Linked DNA regions of Homo sapiens: region 2 is linked to region 1. The links are chromatin contacts, found by Hi-C or POLR2A ChIA-PET in ENCODE. All regions are on one chromosome and are shown on one strand. Each heading gives the region's core, a stretch centred on a gene start or an enhancer-like site at or near the end of the contact. The rest is flanking DNA. Distances are from core to core; before and after follow the strand shown. Region 1 overlaps INSR (insulin receptor). Region 2 holds the start of SAXO5 (stabilizer of axonemal microtubules 5).

What was found. Hi-C counts contacts between places; a loop is a spot of excess contacts on that map. ChIA-PET counts read pairs that join two places held with the same protein, here RNA polymerase II (POLR2A). Pooled maps may share reads with other maps.
Region 2: a map of gastrocnemius medialis shows a loop between it and region 1 (3-fold over the local background). The contact joins the promoter of SAXO5 here to the enhancer-like site in region 1. A Hi-C loop is called at or near these places in 1 of 168 maps with a recorded cell type or tissue (gastrocnemius medialis) and 5 of 50 pooled maps. POLR2A ChIA-PET finds 5 or more read pairs at or near these places in 1 of 52 experiments (HCT116).

What each region holds. Positions count from the first base shown.
Region 1 is chr19:7,205,654-7,212,638 of GRCh38, forward strand. The region is part of intron 2 of INSR (insulin receptor); the gene reads right to left. Among named protein-coding and RNA genes, the nearest start is that of INSR, 85 kb to the right of the region's middle. RefSeq lists an enhancer at 6,913-6,985. Within about 2 kb of position 2,503, at least 6 of the 41 ENCODE cell types and tissues checked have a DNase peak (open chromatin) inside an H3K27ac peak, as active enhancers do.
Region 2 is chr19:7,496,298-7,502,371 of GRCh38, forward strand. SAXO5 (stabilizer of axonemal microtubules 5) reads left to right here and starts at 1,251. Exons shown (of 9, transcript NM_198534.3): 1 at 1,251-1,385; 2 at 4,509-5,102. The coding sequence starts at 4,526.

The sequences.
Region 1 (6,985 bases), core at 1,253-3,752:
CCTGAGGTCAGGAGTTCAAGACCAGCCTGGGCAACATGGCAAGACCCCTCACACCCCCCACGCCCATCTCTACAGATAATACAAAAATTAGGTGGGCATTGTGGTGCACACCTGTAGTCCCAGCTATTCGGGAGGCTGAGGTGGGAGGATCAATTAGCCCAGGAGGTCAAAGCTGCAGTGGGTTATGACTGCATGACAGCACTCCAGCCTGGGTGACAGAGTGAGACACTGTCTGAGGCTCTCCCATCAGACCTGCGAGCCACAGCTTCAATAGCCAGCACGTGGAGTGCAAGGACTTATGGTATCAGGTCGACCTGAGTTTCGAGCAGACACAGCTACTTCCTGGTCACATGAGTCTGCTTTCTGTGCCTCGGTTTCCCCATGTGCAGACGGGAACCATCGAAGTACCTTGGGCTGACTTGAATACTGGAGGGGATGACGCACAAAATAGCACTCACAACTTCCTTTATTTCATGGGAAGAGAGGGTTGGATGGATTAAACCAGGGGTCCCCCACCCCTCAGGGAGTTGAGAGACAGAATCTCATTCTGTAACCCAGGCTGGAGTGCAGTGGGTGTGATCATAGCTCACTGCAGCTTCTACCTCTTGGGCTCACTCAATCTTCCCACCTCAGCCTCCCAAGTAGCTGGGACTACAGGCACACACTTGTGATCCACACTCAGCTAATTTTGGTATTTTTTGAGCAGACGGGGTTTGGCCATGTTGCCCAGTCTAGTTTCAAACCAGCCAGTTAGGAACCAGGCTGCACAGCAGTGGACGAGGGGCGGGCGAGCGATGGAAGCTTCATCTGTATTTACAGTCACTCCTCATTGCTTGCATGACCATCTGAGCTGCGCCTCCTGTCAGATCAGCAGCAGCATTAGATTCTCCTAGGAGCGTGAACCCTATTGTGAACTGTGCATGCGAGGGATCTGGGTTGCACGCTCTTTATGAGAATCTAATGCTTGATGATCTGTCACTGTCTCCCGTCACCACCAAATGGGACTGTCTATTTGCAAGAACCCAGGAGGAGGAGGTTTCAGTGAACAGAGATTGCACCAGTGCAGTCCAGCCTGGGTGGCAGAGTGAGACCCTGTCTCAACAACAACGACCACAACAAAAACAAACAAAAAAAGAGTCATCAAGGAATAAATAAAACGGGTGACACGCTGTTTTTCTAAAGCCCAAATATCACGTTGTCAACCACACTTCCTGATGACATCTAAATCCCCTTTGAAACTGCTTGGAAGTTTCTAGAAGAGCTCATCCACAGTAACAGAACACTCAAGTCTAAAAGGGAAAACACAAAATCCCCAATTTTCCTCTCAGAAATCAAGATTTAATAGCCTCCTAAGGAAACCATAATTTGAGGGCCATTGGGAGCATTACTCTCTGAGGCCTGTGATTATAGAATGCCGAGAATGATTGGGAACTTGAACCACCAGTGAATTTGGGCTCCAACTAAAATGAATGAGACCCGTGGCCAGGCACGGTGGTTCACGCCTGTAACCCCAGCACTTTGGGAGGCTGAGGCAAGCAGATCACCTGAGGTCGGGAGTTCGAGACCAGCCTGGCCAACATGGTGAAACCTTGTCTCTGCTAAAAATAGAAAAATTAGCCAGGCATGGTGGCATGCACCTGTAATCCCCAGCTGCTCGGGAGGCTGAGGCAGGAGAATCGCTTGAACCCGGGAGGCAGAGGTTGCAGTGAGCCAAGATGGTGCCACTGCACTCCAGCCTGGGCAACAGAGTGAGACTCCATCTCAAAACAAAACAAAACAAAACAAAATAAAAAATTAAAATGAATGAGACCCAAAGCAGAAGGTATACCAAAGCCCCCTCACCCACACACAGACACTAAGAGGAGGCTGGGGAGGGCTCAAGGAAGTTGGAAAGAGGGAAAATATCACGAGAATAAAGCAACCATCTCAAAAAACAACATGAGTTTCCCCACTTATGTCTCCCTAGCCTGGCTAAAGAAAGGAGAATGGGCCGGGCCAGTGGCTCACACCTGTAATCCCAGCACTTTGGGAGGCTGAGGCAGGAGGATCGCTTAAGACCAGAAGTTCGAGACAAGCCTGGGCAATATAGCAAGACCCATCTCTACAAACAAGTTTAAAAACTACTTGAGGGCCTGAGGCAGGAGGATCACTTGAGCACAGGGGTTTGAGGCTGCAATGAGCTATGACTGTGCCGTTGCACTCTAGCCTGGGTGATAGAGTGAGACCTTGTTTGAGAAGGAAGGAAGGAAAGGAAGGAAGGAAGGAAGGAAGGAAGGAAGGAAGGAAGGGAAGGAGGGAGGGAGGGAGGGAGGGAGGCAAAGAAAGAAAAGAGTTACAAGGAGCTTGGCCTTGGGCATGGAAAGGGATTTGTGGTTAAGAGCTGGCCCCTCTTCCAGCCCTTGTACCCCCCAGAAAACCACCTCGTGTTTGGCTCACGAACTTCTGCTTCTTGGAACTCATCTAAGTCAAAGACAACAACACCCTCTGAGATGCTACTGACCTCATGCCACGTAACTATTCTGTGGCTGCCAGGAGGAACCGCCCACTCGCTCTTCTTGGGTTTACTCCTAATTCCACGCCCACCTCACCTTGAACTTCCCACTTTGAAATCTAAAGATCAAAGGTGTTTCTTGGTTCTCACATAGAAATCCCCCCCTTGAACTTCCTTCCTATCTGTTTCCTCAGCCTATCTTCCCTCTGGCCGTGTATTATTCACAAAGAGTTCTACAGGATACAAAGATAAAATTTAATGTACTTTCCTTAGCAACCGGAAAAAAAAAATCCCTGAAAAATTAAACAGCAGATACCCAAATAGAAACTTTGCTTTAGAAAAATGGGATTTGACCACACACACGTGCACAGGCCACACAAACCGTCATAACCTTGACCAGCTTAAGAGAACAATTCTCAAGCCAGTGAGAAAACAACAGCTGTGGCCGGGCGCAGTGGCTCACACCTGTAATCCCAGCACTTTGGGAGGCCCAGGCGGGTGGATCGCTTGAGCCCAGGAGCTCGAGACCAGCTTAGATAACATGGCAAAACCCTGTCTCGGCTAGGGGTACAAAAATTAGGCTGGGCGCAGTGGCTCACGCCTGTAATCCCAGCACTTTGGGAGGCCGAAGTGGGCGGATCACGAGGTCAGGAAATCGAGACCATCCTGGCCAACATGCGAAACCCCCTCTCTACTAAAAATACAAAAATTAGCTGGGCATGGTGGCGCGTGCCTGTAATCCCAGCTACTCGAGAGGCAGAAGCAGGAGAATCGCTTGAACAGGGGAGTTGGAAGTTGCAGTGAGCCAAGATGGCGCCACTGCATTCCAGCCTGGCAACAGAGCAAGACTCCATTAAAAAAAAAAATTAGCTGGGCATAGTGGCACATGCCTGTGATCCCAGCTACTCAGGAGGCTGAGGCATGGGAACTGCTTGAACCCAGGAGGCAGAGGTTGCAGTGAGCCAAGATTGTGCCACTGCATTCCAGCCTGGGCGACAGAGCAAGATTCCATCTCTAAATAAATAAATAAAATTAGCTGGGCATAGTGGCACACACCTGTGGTCCCAGCTACTCAGGAAGCTGAAGCAGGAGGATTGCTTGTGCCCAGAAGGTCAAGGCTGCAGTGAGCTGTGATCACACCACTGCACTCCAGGCTGGGTGACCAATGCATCGCTCTCACCTCTCTCCAGGCAGCCTGCAGAAGCCAGATATTTATTTGAAACCTCCAGCTTCTGCTCCTCATGTGTATGCAAACGTTGAGCTCAACTCCATAAAAGTCATGTTTTGTTTTGTTTTTTGTTTTGAGACAGGGTCTTTCTCTGTCACCCAGGCTGCCTATCACAGCTCTCTGCAGCCTCGACTTCCCAGGCTTAACTGATCCTCCTGCCTCAGCCTCTCGAGTAACTGGGATTATAGGCACACACCACCATGCCCAGCTAATTTTTTTTTTTTAGAGAAGGGGTCTTGCTATGCTGCCCAGGCTGGTCTCGAACTCCTGGATTCAAGCGATCCTCCCGTCTCAGCCTCCCAAAGTGCTGGGATTACAGGTGTGAGCCATGACGCCTGGCCAAAGTCATGTATTTTATTCCATAATAGATGTACATGAGGGTAAAAATAACACTTGACTAATGTACAGGTTGAAATACAGAACATTTGCACCACCCCCATCTTTGAATACTATTTCATCCACCCTACTCCAATTCCAAGAGCAATGTCGTGGGTGTCTTAGCAATCAAGGATAGCACCTCCAGAACAAAAACGCTGTGAAAGTCAAAGAGAAGTTCTGTTTATACTAACAAAGGGCTGGAAATGTCTATTGGTTGTGGGTTGAATAAGTAAATTCCAAATGAACGTGACCACAGAAGAAACAGAGATTCAAAATGACCCCCAAGAAGTATTACTAAGGGAGAACGCCAAGAGCCAGGCGCAGTGGCTCACACCCGTAATCTCAGCACTTTAGGAGGCCGAGGCGGGTGGATCACCTGAGGTCAGGAGTTTGAGACCAGCCTGATCAACATGGGAAAACCCCATCTCTACTAAAAATACAAAAATTAGTCAGGTGTGGTGGTGTGTGACTGTAATCCCAGTTGCTCGGGAAGCTGAGGCAGGAGAATCGCTTGAACCCAGGAGGTGGAGGTTGCAGTGAGCCGAGATTGAGCCATTGCACTGCAGCCTGGTCAACAGAGACTCTGTCTCAAAAAAAAAAAAAAAAAAGTAAACAAGAGTGTCTCCTCTCCATAAACAAATTAACAGGAGAAACTCAGCCCCACTAAAACACACACAAATTTAGGAAATTGACAAAAACCTAAGAGCTGAGAAAATATGGGTTCTGGAGTCTCAGTGTTTGGCATCAAGTCATGGCTCCACTTTCTCCTCGCTGTGCGACTCCTGGAGGGGAACCTAGTGTGCCTGGTCCTCAGTTTCCCTGTCTGTAGAATGGGCTGGGAAAAACTATGCAGATTCTTGGAACCAGGGTGACACAAGCAAGGCACTGGCCTCTGGCATAAAAGTTAAGGCGTGCCAAAACCGTCTTCAAGATAAGTTATATATATAAATATATATGTATATATGGAGAGAGAGAGACAGAGACAGAGAGACAGAGAGAGACAGAGTCTTACTCTGTGGCCCAGGCTGGAGTGCAGTGGTACAGTCTCAGCTCACTGCAGCCTCTGCCTCGCGGTTTCAAGCAATTCTCCTGCCTCTGCCTCCCAAGTAGCTGGGATTACAGCCACCCACCACCATGCCCAGCTAATTATTATATTTTTAGTAGAGACAGGGTTTCACCATGTTGGCGAGGCTGGTCTCTAACTCCTGACCTCAAGTGATCCGTCCTCCCAAAGTACTGGGATTACAGGTGTTGATCAAACTGTTCTTGATACAATCAGGTAATTCCAGAAAAATTGTCCCCTTGGGGCCTGCTTGTTAGTTGGCTGGTTTGTTTGAAAGAGGATCTCGCTCAGCTGCATGGGCTGGAGTGCAGTAGCAAGTCACAGCTCACTGCAGCCTCGACTTCCTGGGCTTAAGCGATTCTCCCACCTCAGCCTCCCATGTAGCTGCGACTACAGGTGCATGTCACCATGCCCAGCTAATTTTTATATTTGTAGTAGAAATAGGCTCTTTCTGTATTGCCCAGGCTGGTTTTGAACTCCTGGCCTCGAGAATTCCTCCCACCTTGGCCTCTCTAAGCACCAAGATGACAGGTGCGAGGGAGGCACTGCGCTGTCTTATTTAGCAATAAGCTACATTCCATTTTCAGGAGGTGACGCTGTCATCCCACTGCCAGTACAATCCAGGTAAGGATTTCACTCCATCCTCTGTGTTTTCCAAAGGAGCCGGTATTTGAAAAGGACGTGCATTCCACCAAGCATTCTTAACGACCTGGGCCTTTGGGGTCAGGTAAGTTCCAGATTTTATTATTAGTAACAAATTAAATTGACTAACAACAAAAGAAAAGTGCACCATCAATGACCCCTCAGGAACCAAAACATGCACAATCCCATTGACACAGGGACAGAGTAAACTGCTCAACAGCTGACTCTACTCCCACAGACTGAAAGCTGCAGGGTCAGGGCCGGCAGCCGCGGAGAAGGAAGCTGTCCCCGTCAACACGGTCTGGAACAATCCACAACGCTTATCAGGGGAGATACCACAGGCAAGAGGGAACGAAAACACTTCTTCTGCCAAATAGAGCTTTGGAGGGAATATCGGTTTGTCTGGGGCAGGACTGGGTCACGGGCTACACGCCTTCTCCTTGTATTCTCACGAATTCAACACCTGGTAATGCCGGGGCCGTTTCCCAAGTCACAGACTCAGACTCTGGGGTGGATAATTCCCCCATCACTGTTATCTTAAAGTAGGGTTTCTCAGCCTCAGGACTGGTGGTATTCAGAGTCGGATCTTCATCTGGGGAGGGGCCGTCTTGTACATTGCAGGGTGCTGAGCAGTATCCCTGGCCTCCACCCACTCCATGTCAGGAGCATCTCCCCCCACCCCGACGTGTGACAACCACAGATGTCCCCAGAAATATCCAGACCCACCCTAGGGTGAGAACCACTTGGTGAGCGAGACTCTTGCCAGAGCCAGAGGGAAATCATCAAAGCCGATGGGGCTGAAATGGTTAAGTTGGTCCATCTGTCTGTCTGTTCATCAGGCCCTGATTTATAGCTTTGGGGGCTCCAGCACCCCATTCCCCTGGCTTCCCCACAGTCACACTGCCATTCCCCATCATCCCCGGGACCCAAGCCCTGCGATTCCCGCTCAGCTCCCACCTAGCAGACACATGTTGAATCGAATGCCCATTCATCTGTCCAAGATTTGCTGAGGGTCTGCCATGTTTTGGAGGCGCTTCAATAGCGACAAGACATCGTGGACCTTGACCTCATGGTGCTTCCAGTCTAGCAGGCAGGCAGGCAGAATCAGAGAGAAAATTTTTCTTTAAATTTATTTTTGGGTTTTTTTGAGATGGAGTTTCACTCTTGTTGCCCAGGCTGGAGT
Region 2 (6,074 bases), core at 1-2,500, 290 kb after region 1:
CAGCCCTTTTCTGGACGCTACTTTGGGAGGCTGAGATTACAAATGTGAGCCACCATGCCTCACCTGTGTGTTGTTTTTATTTGTTTTTATCTGCTCATCTCAAAAAAGAAAGTAAAATTTCCAACCAATAAATTCATCCCACCCAAATCCCCTACTTCCTTAAGCTGTGCCCCCAAAACACCGAGCAGAATTGCAAATCCCATAATAAGTGCTTTCTGGCCGGGCGTGGTGGCTCACGCCTATAATCCCAGCACTTCGGGAGACTGAAGCGAGCGGATCACCCGAGGTCGGCAATTCGAAACCAGCCTGACCAACATGGAAAAACCCCATCTCTACTAAAAATACAAAATTAGCTGGGTGTGGTGGCACATGCCTATAATCCCAGCTACTCGGGAGCCTGAGGCAGGAGAATCACTTGAAGCCGGAGGTTGCGATGAGCTGAGATCGTGCCACTGCACCCCAGCCTGGGCAACAAGAGCGAAACTCCATCTCAAATAAATAAATAAATAAATAAATAGCGAAAAAAAGTTCTTTCTAACACCTCCCTACTGAGACCGCCATAGTGCCCTATGACATGTATGAGCTCTCTCTCCCTCTCTCTTTCTTTCTCTCTCTCTCTCTGATGAATAATAAGCTTGAATGTGTTCAATCACAGGTACATTCCTGGTGGTCTTTGACTGGGGAAGGAGGGGTGACCGGCCCCTTTAAAGGGAGATCTGTGAGCCCTAGAATAATATCAAGAGGTGCAGTGATTCAGGGAAGTGGGTCCATTCTGTGTGGGGTGTGTAGAAGGTAGAGGGACAGAAAAACTTTAGAGGATGATAATAATAATGGACACCAGCAGCCTATTTAATCAAATCCTCAATACTGACACTGCTTTCTGAACTGGCTACCATCATTAGTCCCCTTTTGCAGATGACAAAACCTAAGTCCTAGCCAGGCATGGTGGCACACACCTGTGGACCCACCCACTTGGGAGGCTGAGGCGAGAGGATCGCTTGAGCCCAGGACTTCAAGTCCAGCCTGGGCAACATAGCGAGAGCTTACCTCAAAAACAAAACCAACCGAACAAAACCCCAGAGGCTCCAAAAAGTCAATTACTTGCCTGGGTTCCTGGAGCTCTAAGGAGGCAGTATTCGCACCAAGCCTGCCTGCTAATTTTCCTCCCGGCTGCCCCTAGAGGTGCTGAGTGGTCATTGTGACAGTATCATTACACAAAGGAAGCTCTTGGGGTCACAATGCGCAGGGCTGGACCACCCTTGGATGCAGCCTGGGAAGGAACATGAGGATCCTCTGAGAGACCAGGGACAGAGGGAGACCCAAAGATCTGGTCTGTAGCTAAGTGAATTTTCTAAAACTCATTGATTCACACGCCATCCCTTGAGGTAGGTGCACTGTCCTCGTCCCTGATGTACAGAGGTGAAAACTGAGGCTCATGGGAGCTTAATGACTTATTCCAAGATTACCTGGCTAGTAGTCTCAGTTGTTGGATTCTCTGATGACCCATTTTGGAGGTCATATTCAACTCTCAACTATTGCAGGGGGCAAATGATTCAAAAAGCAGCAAACTCAGCCAGGCGCGGTGGCTCATGCCTGTAATCCCAGCATTTTGGGAGGCCGAGGAGGGTGGATCACCTGAGGCTAGGAGTTCGAGACCAGGCTGGCCAACATGGCGAAACCCCGTCTCTACTAAAAATACAAAAATTGGCCGGGCGTGGTGGCGGACACCTACAGTCCCAGCTACTCTGGAGGCTGAGGTGGGAGAATCGCTTGAATCCAGGAGGAAGAGGTTGCAGTGAGCTGAGAAAAAAAAAAAAGCAACAAACTTACACACTGAAAAACTGTGGTTTCATTAAAACACACACACACACATACACACACACACACACACACACACACACACCCTTCATCCATGTTTTCTTTCTATTTTTGTGATGGGGTTTCGCTCTGTCACCCAGGCTGGAGTGCGGTAGCGTGGTCTCGGATCACTGCAACCTCTGCCACCCAGGTTCAAGCGGTTCTCCCGCCTCAGCCTTCTGAGTAGCTGGGATGACAGGTGCATACTACCATGCCCAGCTAATTTTTGTATTTTTTTCTTTTTTTTTTTTTTTTTTTTGAGACAGAGTTTCGCTCTTGTTGCCCAGGCTGGAGTGCAATGGCGCAATCTTGGCTCACCACGACTTCTGCCTCCTGGGTTCAAGCTATTCTCCTGCCTCAGCCTCTGGAGTAGCTGGGATTACAGGCATGCGCCACCACGCCTGACTAATTTTGTATTTTTAGTAGAGATGGGGTTTCTCCATGTTGGTCAGGCTGGTCTTGAACTCCGACCTCAGGAGATCTGCCCACCTCGGCCTCCCAAAGTGCTGGGATTATAGGCCTGAGCCACTGCACCCGTCTGATCCATGTTTTCTAAATAGGTAGAGGTAAGCAGGTTTTGTGGGTTGAAGTGATCTGGGAGGTCTTCCTGCAAGAGGTGAGCCTGAGAACTTGGAATGCTGGTCTCCAAGGGAGACAGAGAGGAGAGCATGGGAGACACTTGTGATCTAAGCAAAGGCAAGAAAGTCCCAGGTGACTGAGCAGAGGCGGAGGGTCAGGGGAGGCTTGGAGTCTGAAGCTGAAGGTCAGAGGAGAGAGCTAACTCTCAGAAGGTGTGAAGACAGGAAGAGATTGAGAATAGGCAGGACCTAGGACAACTGCAGAGCAGGGGAAAACCAGTAAGAAAGTGCGTGGCAGGCCGGGCACAGTGGCTCACACCTGTCATCCCAGCACTTTGGGAGGCCAAGGCAGACAGATCACTTGAGGTCAGGAGTTCGAGACCAGCCTGACCAATGTGGTGAAACCCCGTCTCTACCAAAAATACAAAACTTAGACGGGCATGGTGGCAGGTACCTGTTATCCCAGCTACTTGGGAGGCTGAGGCAGGAGAGTCAGTTGAATCCAGGAGGTGGAGGTTGCAGTGAGCTGAGATCGTGCCACTGTACTCCAGCCTGGGGGACAGAGTGAGACTCTGTCACAAAAAGAAAAGGAAAGAAAGAAAGAGAGAGAAGGTAGGGAAGTGAAAGGAGCGGAGGGGAGGGGGGAGGGGCGGGGGAGGGGGAGAGAAGGGAGAAAAAGTGTGGCAGAAACGGAGATGGCCAGTGGCTGGGGTGCAGGGCTGGAGTTAGGCAGAGGAACAAAAATGGGTCCCCCAGAGGGGAAGAAGGAGAAAACCGTGGCCTTGACAACTGACTGAGGGTGAGAAGACGCGGTTCTTGTATCAGACATACAGTAGAATGCAGTGGTTAATTCTCCAAGTTCTAGAATCAGAGTCGCCCTGGGTTCAAATCTCAAGCAAATGACCACCTCCCTGAGCCTCAATGTCTTTTGTGAAGCAGTGGTTAAAACCTACCCTTGGCCAGGCATGGTGGCTAACACCTGTAATCCCAGCACTTTGGGAGGCTGAGGCAGAAGGGTTGCTTGAGCCCAGGAGTTTGAGACCAGCCTGAGCAACATAGCCAGACCCCTGTCTCTAAAAAAAAAAATAGAAAGAATTAGCCATGCATGGTGGTGCACACCTATAGTCCCAGATGCTCAGAAGACTGAGGTGAGAGGACCGTTTGAGCCCAAGAGGTTGAGCCCACCACACTTGTCTAATTTGTGTGTGTGTGTGTGTGTGTGTGTGTGTGTGTGGAGACGGGGTCCCACTATATTGCCCAGGCTGGTCCTGAACTCCCGGGCTCAAGCAGTCCTCTTGCTCTGACCTCTCACTGTGCCTGGATACAGGTGTGAGTCACAGTACCCAGCTATTACCTTCTAACCTACTCTTCAATTTTTGTTGTTATATTTTTTATTATTGTCTGTCATCTCCCGCCCCATTATCAATTCCACAAAGGCAGGGATCTAGGTCTATTTTGTGAACTAATGTTAGTTCCCCACCCCTGCTGGCCTCCAGGCCTAGAGTAGGGACAGAAATCATTTATGTGGTGCCTACTGTGTGCCAGGCCTACAGTAGGCACCACATGAAAGATTTTTTTTTATGTTTTGAGACGGAGTCTCGCTCTGTCGTCCAGGCTGGAGTGCAATGGCACAATCTCGGCTCACTGCAACCTCTGCCTCCCGGGTTCAAGCGATTCTCCTGCCTCAGCCTCCCGAGTAGCTGGGACTACGGGCGCCCACCACCACTCCAGGCTAATTTTTTTTAAAAATTATTTTTAGTACAGACAGGGTTTCACCACGTTGGCCAGGCTGGTCTCGAACTCCTGACCTCAGGTGATCCACCGGCCTCGGCCTCCCAAAGTGCTGAGATTACAGGCGTGAGCCCCCGCGCCCAGCCATGATTATTTCTGTCTCTGCTCTCGCTGGGGGAAGGCACAGAAGCTGTACCAGTTTCCCGTGATGTCCCCAGCCTCCAGCTCAGTGCTTGGCGAACAGAAAGGAGTCAAAGGCAGCAGAAAGGAGTCAAAAGCAGGAGTCAAAGGCAAGTGCCCCAATGGGCACTTGCTCAGTCCCTCATCTCCACCCTCTCGCAGGTGGCTGGTGTCCCGCGATGGCCACAGGCGCCCTCCTGCCGTGCTCGCGCCCGTGCCCGATGTCCCGGCTGGACTTCCTCAAGGCCTCGCACTTCTCGCTGGGGCCTGACCTGCGGCTGCACGAGGGCACCATGCGCACCACGTCGCACCGGGACTTTGCCTACCCGGCTGCCACCCGGGAGCCGCCGAGCCTGCAGCCGCCGCCCGCGCTGCTTTTCCCAATGGACCCGCGCTGGGACCGGGAAGAGCGCGTGTCGGAGGCGCACCGCGCGTTCCCGCCGCCATCCACGCCGCCGTGGGAGCTGCTGCAAGCGCAGGCGCGGGAACGCACGCTCGCCATGCAGGCCGGCAACCTGCACCTGCACGAGGACGCGCACGCCGGGATCGGCCTCTCCAACGCGCACGCCGCCTACGGCTGGCCCGAGCTGCCGGCGCGCACCCGAGAGCGGATCCGCGGCGCGCGCCTCATCTTCGACCGCGACTCCCTGCCTCCTGGCGACCGCGACAAGTTGCGCATCCCGCCCACCACGCACCAGGCGCTCTTTCCACCCCACGACGCGCGCCCGCAGCCTCGCGCGCCCAGTTGCCACCTCGGTGAGCGCGCGCCCGGGCTGAGTGGGCGATTTGCTTCACATTGTGGTTCTCAAACAGGGGCAAGGGCTCTTCATTCCCCTTCCCCCAGGGAACATTTGGCAATGTCTGGAAACGCTTTTGGTGGTCAGGACTTGGGGGGTGGCCGGGCGCGGTGGCTCAAGCCTGTAACCTCAGCACTTTGGGAGTTGGAGGCGGGGGGATCGCTTGAGGTCAAGAGTTCGAGACCAGCCTGGCCAATATGGAGGAACCCCGCCTCTACTAAAATACAAAAATTAGTAGGGCGCGGTGAAGGGTGCCTGTAATCCCAGCTACTTGAGAGGCTGAGGCAGGAGAATCGCTTGAACCCAGGGGGCAGAGGTTGTGGTGAGCTGAGATTGTGCCACCGCATTCCAACCTGGGAGACAGAGCAAGGCTCCGTCTCAAAAAAAGGAAAGAAAGAAAGGAAGAAGAGAAAGAAGAAAGAGAGAGAGAGAGAGAGGAAGGAAGGAAGAAGGAAGGAAGGAAAACAAGACAGAGAGGAAGGGAGGGAGGGAGGGAGGAAGACTTGGGGGGTGGCGAGGCCACCCGCGGTGGCTCACGCCTGTAATCCCAGTGCTTTGGGAGGCCTAGGCAGGAGGATGTCTTGAGGCCAGAATTGGAGACCAGCCTGGGCAACATAGCGAGACCCATCTCTACAAAATAAAAATTTTATTATTTTTTTATTATATATATATGTGTATATATTTTTTTGAGAAAGTGTCTCTGTCACCCAGGCTGGAGTGCAGTGGCATGATCTCGGCTCACACAGACTAAATCTGCCCAGCTCAAGTGATCCTCCCACCTCAGCCTCCCAGGCAGCTGGGACTGCAGACACGCATGTCACCAGGCCCAGCTAATTTTTTGTACTTATTTGTAGAGATGCAGTCTTACTATGTTGCCCTGGCAGGTCTTGAACTCCTGGGCTCAAGCAATCCATCTGCCTCGACCTCCCAA